Regions from separate parts of the Homo sapiens genome. Here region 1 is linked to region 2. A link is a contact called in ENCODE Hi-C or POLR2A ChIA-PET data. All regions are on one chromosome and are shown on one strand. The core of a region is the stretch at or near the end of the contact, and the rest is flanking DNA. Distances in the headings are between cores, read along the strand shown.

Region 1 (6,464 bases), core at 1,951-4,450, 65 kb before region 2:
CAGGTGTACTTAAAATACTTAAAATGAAAACAAAAATGCAGACAAATGTTTTGTAATTCCTACTTTTTCTGTCTTACTCCAGCATTAGACAGATTTCCAACTTACATTTTGTCAGTTCCTCCAGGTTGCAAACAGAACTGTGTACATAAGCTGTCCTTATGCTCTCTCTACTTTGCAGTGGTCCAGCTGGTAATCAGGGACATGCCATAGGAAAAAAAAAAGTCTGGAAGAATCTTGCTGGAATGCATACAGATGCACATATATCAAGAGGAGTGAAAACCTGAGACAATAGAACAGAATAGAGTTCGATTTAGGGGAGGGACCTCTTACAGTATTCTGTAGGGTCCACAGGACTAAACGCAGGAGCCTTTTTAAAATGAATGAAGGAGTCATCAGGCTTTTTAGAAGATATTTGGTGAAGTTAAGGCTTTGACCAAGACCAATATGCAGACTTTTTTGGGATATTGGTGCATGTTTTAGAGGCCAATTGTGGTGTCTCCTACTGGGGGAAAAGGGTTGATTTAGGCTCCGAATAACTAGAGAAACTTGAGAAAAGCCTAAGATAAACGACAGAGGTAGTTGACTGTTTAGAATCTGAGACATCTGGAAACCTAGACCTGAGGTTTTCAGGAAGGCAGCCCCAGTATTAAGAAGTCCCTGATTGGTAAGATTTCAGGTTTTCCCGTCAAACAAAAACTTTCAAAAGTTCTAAAACTTAATTGGTCAAAAAATGGGAATAACTTAAAGTTTGTTCTGCTCCCACTAGACTGATTGCCTGGGGACTCCCTGAACGTGGGCTAATTAAGAAGTAGTAACTCGGTGATTAAGTACCCTTGGGAAGAAGGGAAGAGGGAGGAGAGGGGAGAGAGAGAGGACCCTCAACTTTGCCCAACACTCATTTCTGGGCTTTTTCCTAAGCTCCTCTGGGAGGACATTTCCCTTCTTCGCCATGAGTGGGGATTGCAGCAACTTGTTCTGGCCCCTGTGCATGGCTCAGCACTAGCAGGACAGGAGGTAGCCTCAGCGGAGCCCTAGAGAACATCAGAAGAGGCGGCGAAGCCCCTCTGTAAAGGTGAGTGTCTTTCCAAGGGGTCTCCTCTATGAAGAAGAGGGTAAAAGCATTTTAGGATGGGACATCCTGGGCCTGCCTATCTTCTAGAACAAAGTCACCCAGATATTGAAGTGTGGGCTAGGGGAGCAGTAGAGTGTATAGGCTCATCTCCAGACCCTTCCTGCATAGCAGAGAGCACTTCCGGCTCCTCTTGGACCCAATGCTAACACAGTCACGGCTCCCTGACAGTCGGTGTCCTTCTCGCTCATGTTTCTTCATCTCGTGCTGGTTATGCAGAGGTTGTGGAAAACCAGAACACTGAGCTTTCCCATCAATTCTGTCCCTGAAGCTTTTTAAACCATTAGTAAAACAGTGACGTAGACAGGGAAGGGGTTACCTAAGCAAGGGAAGGGCAGGAGGGAAAATGGTAATGTGAGGCAGGAAGGAAAACCAACCAGAATAGGATTGAGGGAATGTGGCCCAGGCCCTGGCCAGAACAAGTATTATTTAATCATATATTATCCATCCATCCATCCATACCTCATCTAGCAAAATTTGTCAGCACTACTTATTTTATGTATATGATACATATATCTTATGTATTTAAATATCTTATAAATAAAAAATATATGTATATTTTATATAATATAAGATATATTTCATATATCTTATTTCATATATCTTATATAAATAAGATAAATAATATAAGATAATAATATAATATAAGGTGTGGTAGTTAGCTGTGTGAGTGATGAAATCTGACAGACCTAGGTTCAAATCTTGACTCACACAGCTATTAGTTCGGTTACCTTGTGATAAATTAATACATAATTTAATATATAAGATATATCTATGATATATTCATTTCACATAATGTATCTGTCTATATCTATATAAAAGATATATGATATATATATATAAAATATATAACTACTTAATTTATGTATGTACATTTTATGTGCCAGCCTCAGAATACAACAGTGAAGACATGTCCTAGCCCTCATGGAGTTTATATTCTAATGCCGTTGATAAATAATAAATACACTTAAATTTCCTCTCCTTCTTTCTTGCTTATTTTTTTCCCTGTGACATGATAAGCAAACTAAACTATTGCATATTTTACTTAGGTGTCTTGTGTGTGGTCTAGCCCCCACCTCTTCCTTGAATATAAGCTCCACAGGGCATGGAATTTTCTTTGTTCTGTTCATGACTACATTTGTTTATTGTTAAATAAAGGAATGAAGTAAATAATTAGACATAATACAAGGTAATAACAACTGTTATTAAAAAAATGGAAGTCCAATAATAAGTGTGTCTTTTCTGTTTTGGGCAGAGTGATTGGAAAGAGTCTTTGGAAAGGGTGACATTTGAATAATGGAATGAAGCGACAGGCAGAGAGCCAGGCATCCTTAACAGCTGGCGGTCCCAGATCTATTCCTTTTCTGTGCCAGGTGCCATCTTTCCTTCCTCCCACAACTTTGGAAGGAAAATGGAATTAGAGAAGAATGGATCTGTTCTGGGAAATTATCCCAAGCTCTAGAGTTCTCATTTAGAGATCTTGCTGTTCTGTAAAATGGAGATTTTAAAATCTGGAACAGCAGAGATGTTAGTCTTACATCCTCTGCCTCCTTTCTGCTGGCCCCAAAGGTGGGTCTATGCATTACCATTACAGATGAGAGCTGGGGTTTAAAATTCTGTCCTTTGAACATCATATAAAATGCCTTTGTGTCATCTTGCACAGTTAACCTAAGAGAAAGTAACTCCAGGACCGGAGGGACCTGATTGACTCACCTTTAAAACTGGCCTATTTAAAAGGTCTTAGCCTCTGCCCCCGAGAGAAGGTATATTTAATGGGGAAAAAGGCAAGGAAGGTATTTCACCACCAGTAGAAGAAGATGTCTTCACCCATTCTAGGGGGCTGGTTACACAGGGAAGTGAGAGCCTCACTTGTAGACTTGGGATGACAACATGTACCTCAAGCTATGTATGTGCCGACCACAGTAGCAGGGACATGTCACCTGATTCTCAGGTTGGAAATAGTTTCTTAACCTAATTTTTCTTCCTTCTCTCTTGAGAGCAGGACCATGTGGAGCAATGCCACCTCTCTTTTAATCTCTGGGCTTCAAAACAAGCAGAATCAAGGACTAAATGATGGACAACCACTCTAGTGCCACTGAATTCCACCTTCTAGGCTTCCCTGGGTCCCAAGGACTACACCACATTCTTTTTGCTATATTCTTTTTCTTCTATTTAGTGACATTAATGGGAAACACGGTCATCATTGTGATTGTCTGTGTGGATAAACGTCTGCAGTCCCCCATGTATTTCTTCCTCAGCCACCTCTCTACCCTGGAGATCCTGGTCACAACCATAATTGTCCCCATGATGCTTTGGGGATTGCTCTTCCTGGGATGCAGACAGTATCTTTCTCTACATGTATCGCTCAACTTTTCCTGTGGGACCATGGAGTTTGCATTACTTGGAGTGATGGCTGTGGACCGTTATGTGGCTGTGTGTAACCCTTTGAGGTACAACATCATTATGAACAGCAGTACCTGTATTTGGGTGGTAATAGTGTCATGGGTGTTTGGATTTCTTTCTGAAATCTGGCCCATCTATGCCACATTTCAGTTTACCTTCCGCAAATCAAATTCATTAGACCATTTTTACTGTGACCGAGGGCAATTGCTCAAACTGTCCTGCGATAACACTCTTCTCACAGAGTTTATCCTTTTCTTAATGGCTGTTTTTATTCTCATTGGTTCTTTGATCCCTACGATTGTCTCCTACACCTACATTATCTCCACCATCCTCAAGATCCCGTCAGCCTCTGGCCGGAGGAAAGCCTTCTCCACTTTTGCCTCCCACTTCACCTGTGTTGTGATTGGCTATGGCAGCTGCTTGTTTCTCTACGTGAAACCCAAGCAAACACAGGGAGTTGAGTACAATAAGATAGTTTCCCTGTTGGTTTCTGTGTTAACCCCCTTCCTGAATCCTTTCATCTTTACTCTTCGGAATGACAAAGTCAAAGAGGCCCTCCGAGATGGGATGAAACGCTGCTGTCAACTCCTGAAAGATTAGCTGTTCTGTAAGTCAGTTTTAGGTGGTCCAAGCCTCAGGGTTAATTATTAAGTCACCTAGAAAATTCTAACTCCTCTTTTCTCTTATCCTCTCATTACAAAAGTCAAAGAGTGTGTACAATTCGCCATCACACCATGGAAGTAGATTAGGCTGGTAATAATGAAATCCATTGTCTGTCCAGGAGACTCTCATAGCCTTAGTTCCTGCCTGTTTCCACTGTTGAACATATTCTTGTGATTTGGGGGGGACTAGAGAAAGGAAATGCAGACATTTTTGTAAGAATTCTATTAGCCCAACTCATTTCCTCATAGTCCATCTCTGAAAATGTATTTTCTGGGGAAGGGAGGAAGTGTGGAGGGAGGTGTACTGAGAAAGGTGTCCTAATCAGAGTAGAAAGGTAGAGATGCTCACTTTGGTCCTTCATCACCTGTTGCTAAGTTCTTCCCTATATTTTTGTGCAATTTTTTGGCAAGATGGCCATATGCATTTTAGATATCCTAAAGCTCTTTCTCTCTGCCCCATTGATACTGGAAAGGAAGTGTAACACTGTTTACGTTTTGTCACAGAACCAGTCTAGAATGGCGATATGAGGATTGGAATGCTTCTCATTCAGGAGATATTTGTGGTGTAAAGAAGATAAAAATATTTGAGGATAAAAATGGAGGAAAATTTATTTTTGTTAAGCTTCAGCATATTCCTTTCACTGCCCTTCTTTGTGGTGAGTATAGGGACAGGGGCAAATAAGAACTAAATGACTAATTCTAGAGAGCATCCTGTATTTTATGGCTGTTAAACACAACTATGTCTGTTCAGACTGTATCCAGATCTAGACTTCAAACTTTATAATGTCTTTTGATTCTCCGTCTCTCAAATCCAACAGTCTCAGTACCATCATGTGTATCTTCTCTGTGGGCAGAATTTTTTAAAAATAAGAGGCCATTCTTTTGACTCCCGGCTTTCTAGAAATTATAGGGATTGGCTGTTTGGTAGTGTAACTGTTGGAATTTCACATAATATTGGAAGAAGTCCTTATAAGGAAGAAGTTTACCTAAACAACAACAATCAGCAGATTCTACCAGCCCTAAAGTAAGTGAGAAAATTGAGCTGTTCAGCAGTGGGATGATGAGGCTACTGAGAATTTTGAAGAGTACTGTGTGAGGATGCCAGGTTGTCTTGTCCTGTGAGGAGTGATAACCGTCATGTATGTTTGGGTAGTTTGCATTGCATTAAAGTACCAGACAAGGTGGGGAATGAGCTTTAAATTCAGCCAGCCCATGCTCTGCAAGCCAACCAATGGACTCTGGTGGCACTGCATTGGCTGGAGAAAGGGGAGACTTTTGCTTAAACAAAGGTGCCCATGGTTTCCAAGCCCAGTAAATGAGGATCTGTTCTGACCAGAAAGAATACCTTTTTTCTAATTCATTAATCCAGAGAAGTATCCTTTAAGAGATGAGACAATAGAAGCTCAGAGAATTTAAATAACTTGCCAAAGTTTACTTAGCCATCCACTGTATCACATCCATCAGATTGGAAAAACATAAAACTCTGAGAATACTAAGTATTGATCTGAATGCTGGCGAATAGGGTTTTTAAAAAACCAACTTCTGGTAGAAATATAAGATATAAGATCCAAATAATTAGATAGTAGATGTCTATAATTAGGTTCTAGTATAGTCATAATAAGATAGTGGTAGTCCATTTTGCATTGCTATAACAGAATATAAATAATACCAGCCTGGATTATTTGCAAAGAAAATAAACATACTTGGCTTATGATTCTGGACACTGAAAATTTATTTGGCTTATGATTCAAGAGCATAACACCGGCATCTGACAAGGGCCTTGGTGCTGTGTCATCCTATGGCAGAAGGTGGAAGGGCAAGAGAGGGCCAGAGTGAGAGGGCAAGAGAGGGCCAAACTCATTTTCATAACAAATCCACTCTCAGAATAACAAACTCACTCCTGTGAAAACAACACTAATTCATTCATGAGGGGATATCCCTCATGACTTAATCGCCTCTTAAAGGTCTTACCTCTCAACAATGTCACAATGGTAATTAAATTTCAACATGAGTTTTGGAGGGGACGTTCATGTCATAGCACTTCACCCCTCATTCTCCAAAAGTAGTGTCCTTCTCACATACAAAATACATTCATCCCTTCCCCATAGCTGCTAAATGTCTTAACTGATTCCAGCATCAACTCAAAAGTCCAAAGACGGCCGGGCGCGGTGGCTCACGCCTGTAATCCCAGCACTTTGGGAGGCCGAGGCGGGCGGATCACGAGGTCAGCAGATCGAGACCATCCTGGCTAACACGGTGAAACCCCGTCT
Region 2 (6,194 bases), core at 2,497-4,996:
GAGGCCAAGGCCAAGAGATCGAGACCATCCTAGCAAACATGGTGAAACCCCGTCTCTACTAAAAATACAAAAATTAGCTGGACATGGTGGCGTGCACCTGCAGTCCCAGCTACTCGGGAGGCTGAGGCAGGAGAACCGCTTGAACCCAGGAGGCGGAGGTTGCAGTGAGCCAAGATCACGCCACTGCACTCCAGCCTGCTGACAGGGCGAGACTCAGTCTCAAAAAAATATATATATATATTATATATATTATATGTATAATATGTATTACATATATAATATATATAATATATATATAATATAAATATATATATAATATATATAATATAAATATAAATATATATATAATATATATAATATAAATATATATTTATATATATACACACACACACACACACACACACACACACACATATTGAAAGAGGTCCATCTACTTATCACTTAAATTATTTCAAAAGCCACTTTGTGGTATACTGAACTTACAAGCTACTCTTTCCCAAAGGAGCTCCCCAATTCTCAAGTATTGCTTCCTTTGAAAGAGCAATCAGTGCACCCCAAAACCTGCCCCCCATGATCTGTTTCTCCATCATCTTCTGGGCAAAGTCCTCAACATTGCTTGTGATGTCAAGGCTTACTTCGGTTCACTCAGAACTGGGTTTATTGTTCTTTAGGGGGTAGCTTCTTAGTGGCTATCACTGCAATCGAGTGATCTTAGAAGCAAATTGCCAGTCATGTGCACACTTGAGAGTGTCACAATAGACAGATTAATGTCCTGTCCTTGATTTTGATACCACATCCACTGTAGATGGCAGCTGATTATGGATAGAACATTGTGGCAAAGGCCATGATCTTCAGATGATGAAACTGGATGTTAGAGAGTTTGAGAATACTAGTCCCCAAAACTGTCACCTCACAAGGCCAAGCAGTGAAACATAGTTTAAAAAGAAGAGTTTAGATGAAGGAAGATGTTTACTATGAAGAAACTTCCAAAAAACAGATACTTAGTGACTGAGAGGCTCAATGGTTAAGGCTTTGGTTCAATTCTCGGTTCTGCTAATTATTAATTTTGTAACTTTGAGTAAGTTCACTGTACTTTCATATCTCTCTGACCGCTCATCTATAAAATGGGGAAAATAAAAGCTGTTATTTCCCTCAGAAAGTTGCTGTGAAGACTGAAGGAAAATGTACAAGCAAAACATTTAGCACATTCCTAGCACAAAGAAGGTGCTCCGTAAAAAGTGGTTATTTTTATTATTACCAATATTTTATTTTGATACTATTATGGCATGAAACAAAACCTCCTGGAATTAAAATAAACAGACAGGACAATTGAGGGCAAGAAGGAGGCAGCATCCGAAAAGATAAATGTGGTCCATGTGCCACAGCTGTTAACACACCTCTTCTCGGGGCTTAGATCTGAGTGAAGGCTGCTGCACTCCCGTGACTGGGTATGGCTGTGCTGGTGATGACTCACCATGGAGTAGGATATGGGTGATAAGAAGAAGTCCTGCTCCTGAGACAGCTCCCAGGATGGAGGTTGCTTGGCCTTCAGGAGGAGGCTGAGTAGGAATGGTGGACCTGGCAGCTGTGCTGCCCTATCCCTGTGGCTGGCTCAGCTTCTCTGACAGGGAGAGAACCTAAGTCCAGGCTGTGGTGGCTGTCCATAGGCAAATGTCACAGAGCACACTCCATCTTCAACTTTCTCTTATCAAATCTAAGTGGTCTCCATTATCATCTTCCTAGGGAAACATCAGCTCAGGGGCTTTGATTGATAGAAAAGGAGTGAGGAAGGGAATATGTGTGAAGGAAGCTAAAAGCCCATGGGGAGAGTATTGGACTTTCTGTGGAAGGGAAGTTTGAAGAGGAGGCACCATCAGGGTGTACCCACACAGACCAAACACCTCTAGAATCCTGAGTCAGCTTTTTCCCCTCACTCTGATTCCTACTCCCCCCTTAATCAAAATTCCATTGTTCGCTGGCATCACTATTCCCCTAGTCATGCAGAAATGCAACTTGGAGCTCCTCTGTGGCTCTATCATAAACCCCTCCTCCATTCAATCCATTGCCATGACTTTATTCCATACAATTTTTCTTTCTACGCACTTCCCTCCCCTCTGCCATCCCCTTGGGCCGGGCCCTCCCTTCATCACTCCTGCAACACCAAACTAACCACTCTGTTTCTTGTCTTTTATCCAATCAGTCCAGATCCCCAATACCACACCGGCGTTTCTTAGATATTATTGTATCTTGCCACACCTTTCCTCAAAAGCCTTATTTTTCCCAATGCTTTCTTTTCTAATGTATGAAGTTCTGACTTTTCTTTATGACTTTCATGATACCCGACCAGCTGGCCCCAGGGGGCACAATGGCTTTACTCCACTTCTCCACACCCACCCTCATCCTGGCAAGTGCACCATGGCCCTAGCACAGTGCTGATGGAATCTGGAAATATCGCCAGGGGATCATTTGCAAGACTAACCTAATAAATTACATTATTTTTTTCCTGGGATGAGGAAACAAGGACAGAGTTGAAACACCTTCCCCCAGAAATGTGCTTGCCTCTCTCAGACCACAGGTAAGGGCTTAATATGATGTGAGAAAGAGGATTTCTGGCTTGGAATGCAATTCATTTCTATTAACATTTAGAAAGCATCTTGGGTGGGCAGGAATGAAAACCAGACACTGTACATGCTATGACATAGTTTTCAATCACTAAGGAGATGAAGAGGCAAGCTATCAGTGTAACAGAAAGCAGAATGAAAGAAAGAGGGGCTCAGTAAAGCCTTATTCTTTTGTAGAAGGCATGAGATCCTATGAGGTAGGCATAGGCAAGTATTACCCTCATTTTCCAGATGACAAAACTTGCTTACCTGCCTCAGAGTTTAAGTGGCTTGTTTATTGTCACAGAGCTAATAATTAGCAGATTAGGGTCTCCTAGCTGGGTGATCTTTTGAATGCATGACTTTGCCAGCAGCCAGCAGAGCTATGAAACACCGAGAGAAACAATTAAGCATGCTTGGGAACAGTGTGAATGGGCATGGAGCTGGGAGGCCTCCTGGGAAAGGTGGCATTTGACCTGGGAATTGATGAATCCCAGAAAAGCCAATCAGAGAGGTGTGAAAACAAAATTAAAATGGAGACTGGGCCTGAAAAATTCCCAGGCAAACAAAGCCAAAGACCTTAAAAATAGCCATATTCTTGCTAAAACTACAAACATAAATTAAACTTAACTTGGGTCAATTTCTGATAAATGCTTACAACAAATAAAACTTAACCCCAGCCAATGATAAGCAGCCAACTAACATATGATTATGTGACTAGGGACTTTCCAAAAAGTTACCTAAAAAATGCAATTATGTAACTGCAAACTAAGCAAATAATGTTTCATTTTGCTTCTATAACTTCCCAATAAATGCTTGCCTCTGACATTTTGTCATCGCAACACTAAACCTTTGTCGGTCTGGTGCTCCCCAATTCATGAATTGCTTCTTACTTAAATAAACTCTTTAAAATTTTACTGTGCCTCATATTTTTTTTAATACAGAAGAAATGAGAGAAGGAAGAATATTTTAGAAATAAAGGAACTTCATGGGCAGAGTCACAGTGCAAGACAAAAGGAGCAGACCAAGGGCAAGATTGCTTGGGGAGTGAAGACTCCCTCCCTCTTCTCCCCTGAGAAGCTGAGATAAAGGGGGAGGAGAAGCCTGGGTGCCCCCCACTGATAAGCAGGCTCCACCCAGAGGCCAGTCCTGTGTGTCTGGGGACAAGGCGAAAGAGCAGCAGAAGTGCCCCTTCTCCAGGATCAAGGAACTGGGGCGGGGGGTGTTTCCTGGACCCCAGTCCTCCGAATCAGCTCCTAGAGTGGAACCAGGAAGGATTCTGGAGCCACAGAAGATAGACAGATGGTAAGTCCCCTTTTGGAGTCAGAGGCTTAGCGGGGAGGGGTGAGGGTGGCTGTGTGCAAAAGTCCTGCCCCCACTGGAGGGGAGGGAATGTAAGGCTTACAGAGTAGAAAGGTGGGGAGAGAGGGAGGTAATGGGAGAGGGATCGAGAAATGGCACATTCAGGGGACAGGTTCGTTCTGAAGCCCATCTGGGAACACTGCTCCGAGATAAAAATATGTGTGTGGGGGCAGGGCAGGCAGCGAGGGTATCAAAATGGCCTGATAAAACTCTCTTCAATGCACCATTTCCTGAACCAGCTTCTCTCTCCTCCTTCTCCCTCCACTCACTTCAGGAAGGTGGGGACCAAAGTGAGGAAGAGCCGAGGGAACGCAGCCAGGCAGGTGGAATGGGAACTCTCTGGAGCCAAGAGGTAAGTGGCCTCCTCTCCTGGGTCTGGAATACACTGATGTTGTCACTCTCGGCTCTAAAATCCCACAAACACTCATCTACTAACTGTCTGCTTCATCCTCACCCAAAACAGTTGACATTCCTTGTTTTCTCATCTCCCAGGAGTTAAAGTAGGGCTGGGTTTAGGAAGAATTGGGATAATTATTTCTGTATAAAGGGACTGTAGCACCAACAGATTCATTCTCTCTCCTCTTCTTCCCATCCCTGTCTCTCAACCCCCATCTTGTATCTTTCACCTCTTGGTTCCTCCCACAGAGCACTCCAGAAGAGAGGCTGCCCGTGGAAGGGAGCAGGCCATGGGCAGTGGCCAGGCGGGTGCTGACAGCTATCCTGATTTTGGGCCTGCTCCTTTGTTTTTCTGTGCTTTTGTTCTACAACTTCCAGAACTGTGGCCCTCGTAAGCAAGATCCCAGACCCCCTAACCTAGTCAGCCCTCCCCCAGCCCTGGGGCCCAGGCCCAGTCCCTGCTCCTGGGGCTTCTGCCCACCCTGACCCTTGGGGTCCCCATGGTTCTTCTTCCTCCCTGCATCCTAACCATTTCTTTTTCATCAGCTCCCCACTTAGTTACTCACCTGATGTTCTTTGCCTAGCCCCTTGGGGGAGCCCTTGTCTTTTTGCCTCTTCTTTCCCAGCTCTGAGCTTTTCCCCACAGGCCCCTGTGAGACATCTGTGTGTTTGGATCTCCGGGATCATTACCTGGCCTCTGGGAACACAAGTGTGGCCCCCTGCACCGACTTCTTCAGCTTTGCCTGTGGAAGGGCCAAAGAGACCAATAATTCTTTTCAGGAGCTTGCCACAAAGAACAAAAACCGACTTCGGAGAATACTGGGTGAGGAAAGCAGGGTGGAAGATGCTCTGTGCAAGTGGGTGACTCTGTGCCTAAAATGACCATGACTGCTCCAAACCCTGTGTAGTTGTGGAACAACTGATTTGCACCATCCCAGGTGGGATTATACGGGTGGATGATTGGAGATGATGGGGGAGTAAAAGAGGCAGGATGGCGGGAGCTGCCTGGGTTTGCTCATCTCTCACTGTTTCCTGTTGCCTTGCCTTGGGTACCCTTCTTCCGTTTCTCTTGGTCCCTTTCTGCATTTTTTTCTTTATCTAATTTCCATCTTCTTTGCTTCTCCATGTATCCATAATTACTCCATTCTCTCCAACTTGTCCCTTTTAGCAAGCTCCATCTTTGTTGCTTCCTCCAAATGTTCAGTTTCTATCCTATGCATGGTGTTTTCCTCCACAAGCATCTCTTCAGCATCTCCTGCATTTCAATTCTTTTGTCCATCACTCTCATTCTCTAACCTCCAAAACCTCAGTCTCCCAATGACTCCTTGTCAACATTACCCTCTCCCTCTCACCATGCCGGAGCTCCCCTCTCTCACAATGATCTCTTGCTTCTTGCTTCTCCATTGAAACCTTGAACCATGGCAAGCAAGTTGACCTGGAACAAGTGGGATGTTAGAGATGGATGATTGGAGATGATGGATGATGGTGGAATGAAAGGGGTAGGATGGTGGGGTGAGAAGTGAGAGAGGGCTTCATCACTGTGCATAAGAGAAAAAGTGGGTAAGTACAAAGGATATGCTGGAAGAAGAGGAGAGCTGAGTTAATTGGCAGTGGAAGTAAAGTTCCTGCAGATGGAGGCTGGAGAGGAAAACTGCCAGGACTGAGAGGAAAACCAGAAGGATGAGCTGAAACTGAGTAGGAGGTTGGAAGTGCGTCCCAGGAAGTTGGTGGATGGTGGTGAGGATTTGGGAATAAGAACATATAAGATAGACATGCATTTCCAGTGCAAGGGAACCTAAAGAATGTGTTGACACTATCAATTAGAATCTGGGAAAA

What was found. Hi-C counts contacts between places; a loop is a spot of excess contacts on that map. ChIA-PET counts read pairs that join two places held with the same protein, here RNA polymerase II (POLR2A). Pooled maps may share reads with other maps.
Region 1: a loop to region 2 is called in a pooled map, with 2.0 times the contacts of the local background. The contact joins the promoter of OR9A2 here to the promoter of KEL in region 2. A Hi-C loop is called at or near these places in 1 of 50 pooled maps. POLR2A ChIA-PET finds 5 or more read pairs at or near these places in 3 of 52 experiments (H1, PC-9 and activated CD8-positive, alpha-beta memory T cell).

What each region holds. Positions count from the first base shown.
Region 1 is chr7:143,023,868-143,030,331 of GRCh38, reverse strand. It overlaps OR9A2 (olfactory receptor family 9 subfamily A member 2), which reads left to right and starts at 3,200. Exons shown (of 1, transcript NM_001001658.1): 1 at 3,200-4,132. The coding sequence starts at 3,200. The coding sequence ends at 4,132. LOC105375544 (a long non-coding RNA gene) reads left to right here. Exons shown (of 2, transcript XR_001745395.1): 2 at 1-1,072.
Region 2 is chr7:142,959,915-142,966,108 of GRCh38, reverse strand. KEL (Kell metallo-endopeptidase (Kell blood group)) reads left to right here and starts at 3,746. Exons shown (of 19, transcript NM_000420.3): 1 at 3,746-3,905; 2 at 4,237-4,314; 3 at 4,608-4,749; 4 at 5,005-5,181. The coding sequence starts at 3,903. RefSeq lists a cis regulatory region at 1,263-1,664 and a silencer at 3,787-3,982.